Regions from separate parts of the Homo sapiens genome. Here region 2 is linked to region 1. Evidence: read pairs that join two places in POLR2A ChIA-PET (ENCODE). Cell type or tissue: GM12878. All regions are shown on one strand. Links, peaks and the distances in the headings refer to the core of each region. The heading gives the core; the rest is flanking DNA.

Region 1 (5,374 bases), core at 141-5,140:
AGATGAGGTCTCCTTATGTTGCCCATGCTTGTCTGGAACTCCTGGGCTCAAACGATCCTCCTGTCTCCGCCTCCCAAAATGTTGGGATTACAGGTGTGAGCCACTGCGCCCAGCCTCTTGACATTTTTAAGCCACATTTTCTCAAAAATTTAAATCACTTGGAGTGTACCACACACCTATTATTAGCACCCTGAGGGCTGTGGGTCCCATGGCACCCACTTTGGGAACCATCGGTGTGGCCTTTCACAGTGCCAGAGTGCTTCGACGGGGCAGCCGCTGCTAAATCAGACCCCTGCACCTGGAATCTCCCAGTTGAGCAAGGCCTGAGTGCTGGGCCCAGAGCTGGGTAAGCCCTTGCACTGGTGGCTGCAGTGGGGAATGGCCTCCTCTTTCCTGCTCTTCTCCAGCCTTCAGCCCATGCGTCCCAGGAAGCCTCGGTGGGGTCCTGCAGCAGGGTGCTTCCGGGCCTGGGGACCTTCGAGCTAATCTTTGACATTGAAGGGCTTGGTGGGGCTGGTTCTCCTCGCATTTTTATCACTACTGAGTCAAGTGCCTTGGAAAAGATTAAAGAAAGTTCCACCCTTGGCTTTTACTTAATTTCCTTTTGTTCACATCTGCCAACAACTAAAGCAAAGAGGAATTGCCTTCTTGAAGGTGCTCTGGTCCTCAGTTCAGATGCCCACAGAGCTGTCCAGGAGCGCGGGCACCTGGTGACAGGAGACCTCTTAAAACACATCGATGGAGCCCTAATGTGTGCAAGGCCCGGGCCAGGCCCCCCACACCTCCCGTCTTTCAGTCTTTATTGCGATTCACTAGCAAGGCTTTGTTGTTCTACTTCTCAGATGAGGATGCTGATGCCGAGTCCAGTGGCTTACTTTCCCAAGGCCACATGGCCAGTGAGTACCAGAATCAGGGAGGAATTTAGACCTCATGGCTATAAAGCCACACTCCTTCCTGGTTCCTTCTGAGACCAGGGCATGTTAGTGGCATCCTGCCAACCTCTCTGTGAATTTAGGTCTCTCAGAATCTCCTTGTAGTAATAATAATTGTTCCGTCCGGCCCTGCCTGGCAGGATTCTAAGCACTTCCATTTCAGAGGAAACGCTGATGTTTCTGCCTGCCCAAGTTGCTATCATCTATTCTTTGGGAATGGCCCCTTAATACTCCCTTGAAGAAAGCACCCTCTTTTCCTCTGAGTGGGGTTGTGTGGTTGACTCCATCTCCTCTACCTCCCTCAAATCATACAGATTGGTTCAGGAATAGGGATGTGGCCCAGCCCAACCAGTGAGACCCAGCCTTGGAAGTTTTGCTGGAAAGAGTTGCTGTTGCTTTGTGGGGGCTGCCAGGCTGGTAGAAGCTAGAATGCTGGGGAGCATGTTTTCCACCTGCTGGAGGATGTCTTCTCGAGAATAGAGCTGACCTAGGGGGAAAGCAGAGTGAGGTGGAGGGAGGTGAGCTCTACCCATCACTGGAACACCTGGATCCAGCTGAGCCTGAAGTAGGATCATGGACTTTTCAGCTTCATGAAACAATGTATTTTCTTTTATGTTTGAGGCTGCTGGTTTGGGTTTCTATCTCTTCTGTCCAGTCATTCAGTCTCCACTGAGAGGCCCCATAGCATGGTGGTTAGGGAAGATCTCAGAACCATGGCCAACTCTGCTACTTACTACCTGTGTGACATTTGGCAAGTTATTCCATCTCTCTGTGCCTCGGTTTTGCAGATTTGATGCTCAAATCTGTGAGGGGCCACCCCAGGGGCTCCTCCTCCCTCTCTGTTCATGCTCCTGTCCCTGAGCAGAGCCCTTTCCTTTCGCATGCAGTTCCAGGCTCCTGCGAGGCCTCGAGCGGTTTCTCATTCAGACCCGGTCCCCTCATCCCTCCCATGCCCACCTCTAAAGCTCCCAGTGAAAACAGAGCTACCGTTCCCTTCCTGCAGGGCAGGGGCCAGGGCACAGCCACCCCCGCAGTCACTGCTAACCTGTTGGGGTTGGCGATGACTTTCTGTCCCAGCGACAGCAGTTGCATTAAAAAAATGAAAACTCGTTTTTAGCACCAAAGTAGTGCATAGACATAGTTTTCTGTTTTGAAAAGTTCAAACAGCATAAAAGGATGTAAAAATAGAAAATACAAGTTTCTCACCTCCTGGCCACCCCAGTCTTATTCCCCAGAGATAACCACAGCTCGCAGTTCCCTGAGTATTTTTGCCGTGCCTCGGCAAAACCATGTGGCTCTGTTTGCTTCTTTCAACTGAAAATAGCCTTTGGAGAGCCTTCATATGGGCGCTTCCGGCTCTGCTGCACGGCTCGCTTGTGTGTGTGTGTTTTCCTTTAAAAACTGTGGTAAAATATGCATAACAAAAAAATGTATCACCGTAACCGTTTTTAAGTGTACCGTTCAGTAGTGCTAAGTACATTCACATCATTATGCAACCAATTTCCAGAACTTTTTCATCTTGCAAAACTGAAATTTTATAACTGTGAAACAACAATTTCCCCTTCCCACCTCCTCCCAGCCCTGACAGCCATCATTTTACTTTCTGTCTCTATGAATTTGACTACCCTAGAGAGCTCATATATGTGAAACTATAGAGTATTTGTCTTTTTGTGGTTGTCTTATTTCACTCAGTAGAGTGTCTTCAAGGTTCATCCGTGTTGTAGCATGTGTCAGAGCTTTCTTCCTTTTTTTTCTTTTTTTTTTTTTCTTGAGACGGAGTTTCGCTCTTGTTGCCCAGGCTGGAGTGCAATGGCACGATCTTGGCTCACCACAACCTCTGTCTCCTGGGTTCAAGCGATTCTCCTACCTCAGCCTCCCGAGTAGCTGGGATTACAGGCATGTGCTACTATGCCCAGCTAATTTTATATTTTTAGTAGAGACGGGGTTTCTCCATGTTGGTCAGGCTGGTCTCAAGCTCCCAACCTCAGGTGATCTGCCCACCTCAGTCTCCCACAGTGCTGGGATTACAGGCGTGAGCCACTGTGCCTGGTGCTTTCTTCCTTTTTAGGGCAGAATAATATTGTATTGTTTGGATATGCCACCTTTTGTTTATCTGTTCATCTGCGGGCGAACATGTGGGTTGCTCCCTCCTTTTGGCTATTGTGAATAGTGCTGCTATGAACATGGGTGGACAAGTAGCTCTTCTAGACCCTGCTTTCAATTCTTGGGTGTGTACCTAGAAGTGGAATTGCTGGATCATATGGTAGTTCTATTTTTAATTTTTGGAGGCACTGCCGTACTGTTTTCCATAGTGGCCACGCCGCTTTACATTCCCACCAGCAGTGGACAAGGGTTCTAATTCCTCCACATCCTTGCCAACGCTTGTTATTTTCTGGTTTTTGATAGTAGCTATAATGATGGGCGTGAGGTAGTATCTCATGTGGTTTTGGTTTGCATTTCCTAAATGGCTAGTCTTGTTTTGCGTGTGTTTTAAAAGATATAATTATGAATATTTTCAATACACTCAAAAGTAGAGATAGAGCCGCCACCCAGATTCAACAGTTAGTAAGATTTTTGCCCTATTTCCTTTCTCTGTCTCCTGAATGATTTCATAGCAAGCCCCAGACACAAGGTCTCATTGCCGCAGAATCCAATGAGCATTTCTAAAACCCTGGATATCTCCTTACACGCCAGCATCACTATCAGCCTAAGTGTTTCTTTGGTATCACTAATATCTAGTCCATAATCAAATCTCCCTGATTGTTTTGAAAATGCATTGTTTCAGTTTTCATAGGGGCCTTCTAGAAGATCTGTGTCTGAGCCCAAAGACTCTTAACTCCATCAATCTTTCGCGAGACAGGTGGCGGGGAGGTTGGGAGCACAGGACACACAGTCAGATCAGATTTAAATCCTGGTTCTGTTGTTGATTGGCTGCTAGGTGGCCTTGGCAAGGTACTTATCCTTTTGAGCCTCAGTTTGTTAACCTGTGCAATGGAGAGAGCCACGGCATCCATGGCCCAGAGATTAAATGCGATAGCATGTGACATGCTTAGCACTGCCTTGGGCACATAATGAGTGTGCAAGACTTGGGAGCTGCTCCTGTCGTTACTATGACTTCAGTGTAATTTTCACAAAGTCTCACTCCCACAGAGAGTTTTCAGACATCACGGAAGTCCTGCAGGAAGGAGAGCAGAAGGGGCTCCTATGCCTGCGCCCCCATCACAGTGAGTAGAGGGTGCTCCATTGTCCTGGGGTCGGCCTGTGTCTGGGCCCTGTTATTCTCTCTCGAAGACAGAAGCAAGCTGCTGTCCATATGCTCGGCTGCACTGGGCTTAAATAAAAAATGATAAACTCTGCGGCGGGAAGGGGATGGCGTCTTATTTGCAGATCAAATACATTTTGTTAAGATTGGTTTCTGCCATTTCCTCCGCTCTTGATCTGATGGCCTTCTTGGTAATTCAGTAAGTGGTTACTCTGGAGGCTGACAGGCAAATGGGAGCGGGATGGGGAGAGTGGAGCCCGAGGGAGATGGGCACTGTCTGAAATTGATTTATCCTAATTGGGTCCAGAGCCAGCAACCTTTTAGACTGAAAGGGAATCGTGGGTGCTGAGGCTGAAGGTTGCAATAATATTTAGTTTAACCTGAATAATTTTACAAATGGAGAAATGAAGGGTGGGGAGGAGAGAGGGGGTGTCCTGAGGCCCTGCAACCATTTAAAGGTTGAGCAGGGACCAGAGCCCTGGGCAGTCAGACAAGCGCATCCACCTCAGGCCCTGCCTCAGCCGTCCTTATTAGGTGACAGGAGAGAGTGGGCCATGTCCTAACCAGCTGTGTGACATTGGATGCTCTGGGGCTCAGCTTCCCCATCTGCGCAAAGACGAGATGGAGCAAGGAGGGGTCCAGGCAGCTTCTCACATCCTCTGCCTCCCTGCAGGTTAGCCCATTGGTGATAGGACCTTGCCTCTGCAAATTGCCCCCTTACACATGAGCCAAGGTGTACTGGCTTAGAGTTTACCTGGTGCCTTTTGAGTTTTCAGCTTCCTCTGATGGGGCTGTTATGAGGCTTCACAAATGGGACACTAGGTTCTTTGCCAGGTCTGTGTTGCTGATGACCTTGTACCCCTCATTCTTCCTTTGTACTCCCCAGATCTTCATCTAGAAGGGAACGCAGGTCCCAGGTCCAGCGTGGTCACTGGCTAGTTGGGAGAAGTCGGGCAGCCAATCTCTTTCTGAGCCTCCTTGGCTCATCTCTAAGGGCACCAGGAAGTACCAGAGCCCAGGTGTTAAGTTCACAGGCTCTGACTGCTGGGGGCACAATCCTGGCTTGCTGAGTTCCTTGGGCAAGTACTTGGCCCCTCTCTATGACTCAGTTTCCTTATCTATATAATGGAAATAATCATTAGTACCTACCTCATAGGGTCATTGCAGGATGTCCAGCAAT
Region 2 (5,374 bases), core at 369-5,368, 440 kb after region 1:
TTTAGATAACCTCCCCCTGAAAAGGCATTAACTTGCTGATAATCTATAGTTTCAGCTATTGCTTCTAAATTTTTTTCTCAAAAATATTTTAAAATAACTATCACTTTATCCTGTTTCTCTCCAAATAGCCCTGGGATACGTCTGCAGAGAGGCAGCTGTAAGTCAATTATCCTGGAGTCACTAAATAGTTACATTCACTTGGATATGACTTTTTATTTGCTTCCAGATGTTTCTGTGTAGAGGCAGCCCATGATTATGAAATATGTACAGTGCAGATCAGTGACTCACTGCCGCAGAATGATTTTGATATTCACTGTTGTCTCTATCTCTCAGAAATCAAAGCCCTTTGCATAATACCTAGCACGTAGTCAATGCTCTGTAGATACCTGAAAAATGAAAGAATCAACAGTAGACATTGTATCAGTCACCCTCTATATCTATGTATCCCTTTCCTTTTACTTTTTAAAATTGCTTTTTAAAACTTGTTTTAATCAATTTTATAACAAACAAACACACTTCACATTCCACCCGGCCCCTGACTACCATCAAGCACTGTGGATGGCACAGCTACTGGAAACTCTTTTTAATTGTCTCTTTGGGAATTGAAATCTTCAATTCTTTTTCTTTTTTTTTTGAGACAGAGTCTCGCCCTGTTGCCCAGGCTAGAGTGCAGTGGTGCCATCTCGGCTCACTGCAACCTCCGCCTCTCAGGTTCAAGCAATTCTCCTGCCTCAGCCTCCTGAGTGGCTGAGATTACAGGCCTGTACCACCACACTCGGCAAATGTTCTATATTTTTGGTAGAGACAAGGTTTCACCGTGTTGGCCAGGCTAGTCTAGAACTCCTGACTTCAAGTGATCCACCCACCTTGGCCTCCCAAAGTGCTGGGATTACAGGCGTGAGCCACCGCACCTGGCCTGAAATCTTCACTTCTAAATAATATGCACATATTGATCTGTATCAATTTATAGATGTAGACTTGATGTTTTAGATCCCTATTCTGGAAGATGAGGCTATCACCCATTTTTATCACCCCTTTCCTCTCTTCCATCTTTCCAATAAAATTGTAGCTCAATTTTTGGGTAAATCTGTATCTAAGGTTTTCATTATTATGACTGAAAATTTTGCTTCCTACTTACTGAGCCAAGAAATACTTTAATTTTGAGTCAGGAAATATTTACTTCATATCATTTCTTAACAACCTTTTGTTTTCCTGGGCCTGCTTGTATTTTTAAGAACATATTCTCCCCACACCCTGCAATAGGTCTGGATCTGAAAAAACAAACAAACAAAAAAAACCTTCAATATCATTTTTTATGCAGCCACATCTGTTCAGTGGTTTTTAGTCCTGCTTTGTGTTTTACGTTTCTGTTAGATACTCTTTCAGAAGCCATTTCACCTGCTGCATTCTGAATGGGCTACTCTCTGGGTCTCCTACATGTCTACTGTCTTGGGTCTTCTTCACCATCATTCTGATAATTCTCTGCTATGTTGGAACCCTTGATTTCTGGGTCTGATATATTCCTCTCTGTAGTGTTCTGCCTCATTTTTTTGGAGTGCATCCTCTAGTACAGGGTCCCCAAGTCCCCCGTCCACAGACCAGTACCAATCTATGGCCGGTTAGGAACGGGGCTTTCACAGCAAGAAGTGAGTGGCAGGCCAGAGAGCAAAGCTTCACCTGTTTTTACAGCCACTCCCCATTGCTCAAATTACGGCCTGAACTCCACCTCCTGTAAGATCAGCAGTGGTATTAGATGCTCAAAGGAGCGCAAACCCTACTGTGAACTGTGCATATAGGGGATCTGGGTTGTGCGCTCCTTATGAGAATCTAATGCCTGATGATCTGTCACTGTCTCCCATCACCTCCAGATGAAAATGTCTAGTTGCAGGAAAACGAGCTCAGGCTACCATTGATTCTACGTTATGGTAAGTTGTGTAATTTTATTTCATTATATATTACAATTTAATAATAATAGAAATAAAGTGCACAATACATATAATATGCTTAAATTATCCCAAAACCATCCCCCACCCCCAGATGGTGGAAAAACCAGTCCCTGGTGCCAGAAAGTTTGGGGACTGCTGCTTCAGTAGCTTCATGGAAATGGTGTATGAAAAATAGATTTTTTGAGAGTCTGTGAATCTGAAAATGTCTTTATTTTGCCATCATGATTGATAGTTTGGCTGAGTGTAAAAATTCTAGGATGAAAAATCTTTCCCTTTTGAACTTTGAAAGCACCATCCCTCCATTCTTCTAGCTTCAGATGCTGCTATTGAGAATTCTGATGTCATTCTTATTCCTCTTTCTTTCTTTGTGTGTGTTCCTTTTACTGCTTGTTTCCTCTTTGGAAACTTTTAGAATCTTTTCTTTATTTCTGATGTTTTGAAGTTTCAAAATGATATTCCATGGTGTGTATATTAGTTTATTATGTGTACTAGATTCTTACATGTTTTGAAGACTTAACTGGGAAAGTACAGTTTTTATTTGGTCGTTTTTTTCCCCCTAAAATTCTTCTGGATTTCTTCCTCTGCTTTTCTTATTTTTCTCCTGTTGTCTATTTTTGTGTACTGTTTTCCTTTTGTGAGATTTCTTCAACTTTATCTTTTTAGCCTTTTTGTTTTAAAAATAGAAAGCCTTTCTATTTTAAAAGTTGCTGACATTTTAAAAATTTCAACTTTCACATTTTAATTTCCAAGAGCTCTTTATTGTTCAGTGCTTTTTCCTTTTTTAGAGTATTCTGTTCTTGTTTCATGAAATCAAGACCTTTCTAGAAATATTAATTATAGATTTTTAAAGCCTTTTTTCTGTTCTCTATTATAGTTTGCATTTTTTTTTTCTGTTTGTTATAAACCTGACTGCATGGTGTTCTATAGCTGGTTGGGGGAAGGAGCTGGAACATGTCACTCTTTAGTGTGCTGATGCCCCCAGAGGTTACTGTTTTCATCCATCACGGCACCCCTGCCTCCTCTGTGCCTAGTATCCCCAATCCAGGGTCTCTACAGTTTGCTTTCTTTTCAGAGAAAAATTTCAGGTCCTCTGTGGAGTGGGGGTGGAGATATGGGGGAATTAATTGTATTTTTTTTTTTTTTTTTTGAGACTGAGTCTTGCTCTGTCACCCAGGCTAGAGTGCAGTGGTGCAATCTTGGCTCACTGCAGCCTCTGCCCCCCGGTTCAAGTGATTCTCCTGCCTCAGCCTCCTGAGTAGCTAGGGTTACAGACGTGAGCCACTGTGCCCAGTCTAGTTGTTTTTTTAATACACATTTTGAAGCAATTGCCTGTTGAGTCCTGCCTTACCCTCACCTCCCAAAGGTATCTTGAAACCCAGGTTCTCAGCTTTTCTAAGGTTCTGTGTGGCTTGCTTCTTATTGTGCTGTTTTGACGTTTGCACTTCCTTCTCTTGCTGAGTCATTCAGGATTCCTCCATCTGATTCTGTCTTCATATATTGTAATTTAGGGCTTTCATATGTCTTTTGGTTTTATCAGAGATCAAAGTTGTATTTCTGTGTCTTGCTTTCTTTGCTTGGGGTTGACTTTTGAGAGAAGAACACAGAAAAACTAATGTGTTTATCCCATCATCTTGAAACAGAAAAATCCTCTTAGATTGACCTTAGACAGTATCAGGTTTTCTCTTTGTGTTGGATTTGATAATTCCCACATTTATCTTAAGCAAAATTGAGTCTGTTAGGGGCATTGGTGTGCTTTCTTTAAGGTAAAAAAAAATGCATATAATTTAATTTCCTTTATAAAATTACATTAATTCTCAGTTTTTTTTTGGTATTGTAGTAGATTCATTCTACGTTAGTGACGTTTTCAAGACTAGTGTACCCTTTAAAGAATCAAACCTTTTGGTTCACCAACTTTTAGTTGAAATTTCTCCAAAATTTATCAGCGATTTCCCTACATTATTAAAGAGAAAGAGATGAATGCATTCTTCTCGTGGTTTCTCGGAGGCATCATCTGAATATCATTTATTGCACGATGGTATAATTTTGTAACATCTCTGGGGCTGGTACCTCCTCTTTCACTGAATTCTCCCAGGCACTTGCTTTTTAAATTCATAATCGATTTTGCAGAGGTGGCTGTCACTTCCCAATGAGTCATCTTTGGGAAGAGCTCTCCATTCCCCTGACACTGTGCTACATTTAATTGACTGTCCAGTGTGCTCAGAAAGAACTGAGATTGGCAGCAGAAACAAAATATTCAGGCTGGCAAAACCAGGAGCCTTAAATTTAATTTCAAATCCTGTTCAGTAGTCTTTGATGGACAGTTCCTTCCAGTTTCCATGATTCTATAGGGTACATGTCTCAGGCTATGTGGCAGTTCTATTCTTCTCTGCTAAGCCTCAGATGTCTAACACTGTACTGTGGTTTTGTCCTGATAGAACGCTTATGTTAGCTGGTACAGTGATGGATAGAGTTTTGCTCAGCAGAACCTTTGGCCAAGTTGTTCACGCCTATAGCTGGACTCTTAGTTTCACATTTCCATTGCCAATTAAAAGTAAGGCTGTCCCCAGAATTTGAGTTGAAATGCTCAGAGATAGGGAAGATGGGCTGGCTGATCATTTTTATCATTCAGACTTTTTTTTTTTAATCTGATCATAAGAAATAGCTTTGCAGGAGAATGGTGTGAACCCGGGAGGCGGAGCTTGCAGTGAGCTGAGATGGCGCCACTGCACTCCAGCCTGGGCAACAGAGCGAGACTCCGTCTCAAAAAAAAAAAAAAAAAAATAGCTCTGTGAAATAGCCATGGAAAAATAGGGTTAATAAACGAGGATGCTTCACTTGGTTCAAATGTCCTTTTTGGGAGGCGAGGAGTCAGGGAATTATCTCTTCACATGGTGATAATATAGAGAAAATTCCAGAGCAAAAACTTTACCTATCTTGGAAATTCAGATCAAAAGAATTTTGGAGCAGGGCATGGTGGTGTGTGCTTGTAGTCCCAGCTATTCAGAGGGCCGAGGAGGGAGGGTCATTTAAACCCAGGAGTCTGAGGCCAGCCTGGGCAACATACCAAGACTCCATCTCTGAAAAAAAAAAAAAGAATTTTTGGTAGTAATAGCAGCTGATACTGAACACATCAAATGACTTAAACACTAACAAACAAATGTTCACTGGATAAACTTACCCTTCAACACCTACTTCAAGTATCCCCTGGTCTTGGGGCTTTCTGTCTATGATCAGCCCCACACTAAGTTAGTGATTCTGTCCTTAAATGCTCCCGCAGCGGTTTGCTCATATTCCTGAAATAGCACCGGCCCCACTGTGTTCTAATTCATCTATTTTCACATCTTTCTTCCTGCCTAGATGGCGAGGTTCTGGGAGGGAACGATTCACCTTTGCGTCCCCAGCACCTGGTGTGCGTGGGCTGCTGTGTG

Evidence for each region. ChIA-PET counts read pairs that join two places held together with the same protein. Peaks named below come from ENCODE experiments on the same cell type or tissue, not always from the same donor. Only the 100,000 strongest peaks of a DNase experiment are listed, where the experiment ranks them.
Region 2: POLR2A ChIA-PET joins it to region 1 with 7 read pairs; 1 of 35 experiments calls an interaction of 5 or more read pairs at or near these places.

Annotation. Positions count from the first base shown.
Region 1 is chr10:124,282,911-124,288,284 of GRCh38, reverse strand. No RefSeq gene overlaps it. Among named protein-coding and RNA genes, the nearest start is that of OAT, 130 kb to the left of the region's middle. In GM12878, for the core only: no CTCF peak of the experiment used is centred there; DNase peaks (open chromatin) are centred at 2,184 and 2,494; H3K4me3 peaks cover 939 bases; H3K27ac peaks cover 2,871 bases.
Region 2 is chr10:123,842,786-123,848,159 of GRCh38, reverse strand. All of the region lies in intron 3 of CPXM2 (carboxypeptidase X, M14 family member 2), which reads left to right. Among named protein-coding and RNA genes, the nearest start is that of CPXM2, 46 kb to the left of the region's middle. In GM12878, for the core only: no CTCF peak of the experiment used is centred there; a DNase peak (open chromatin) is centred at 3,359.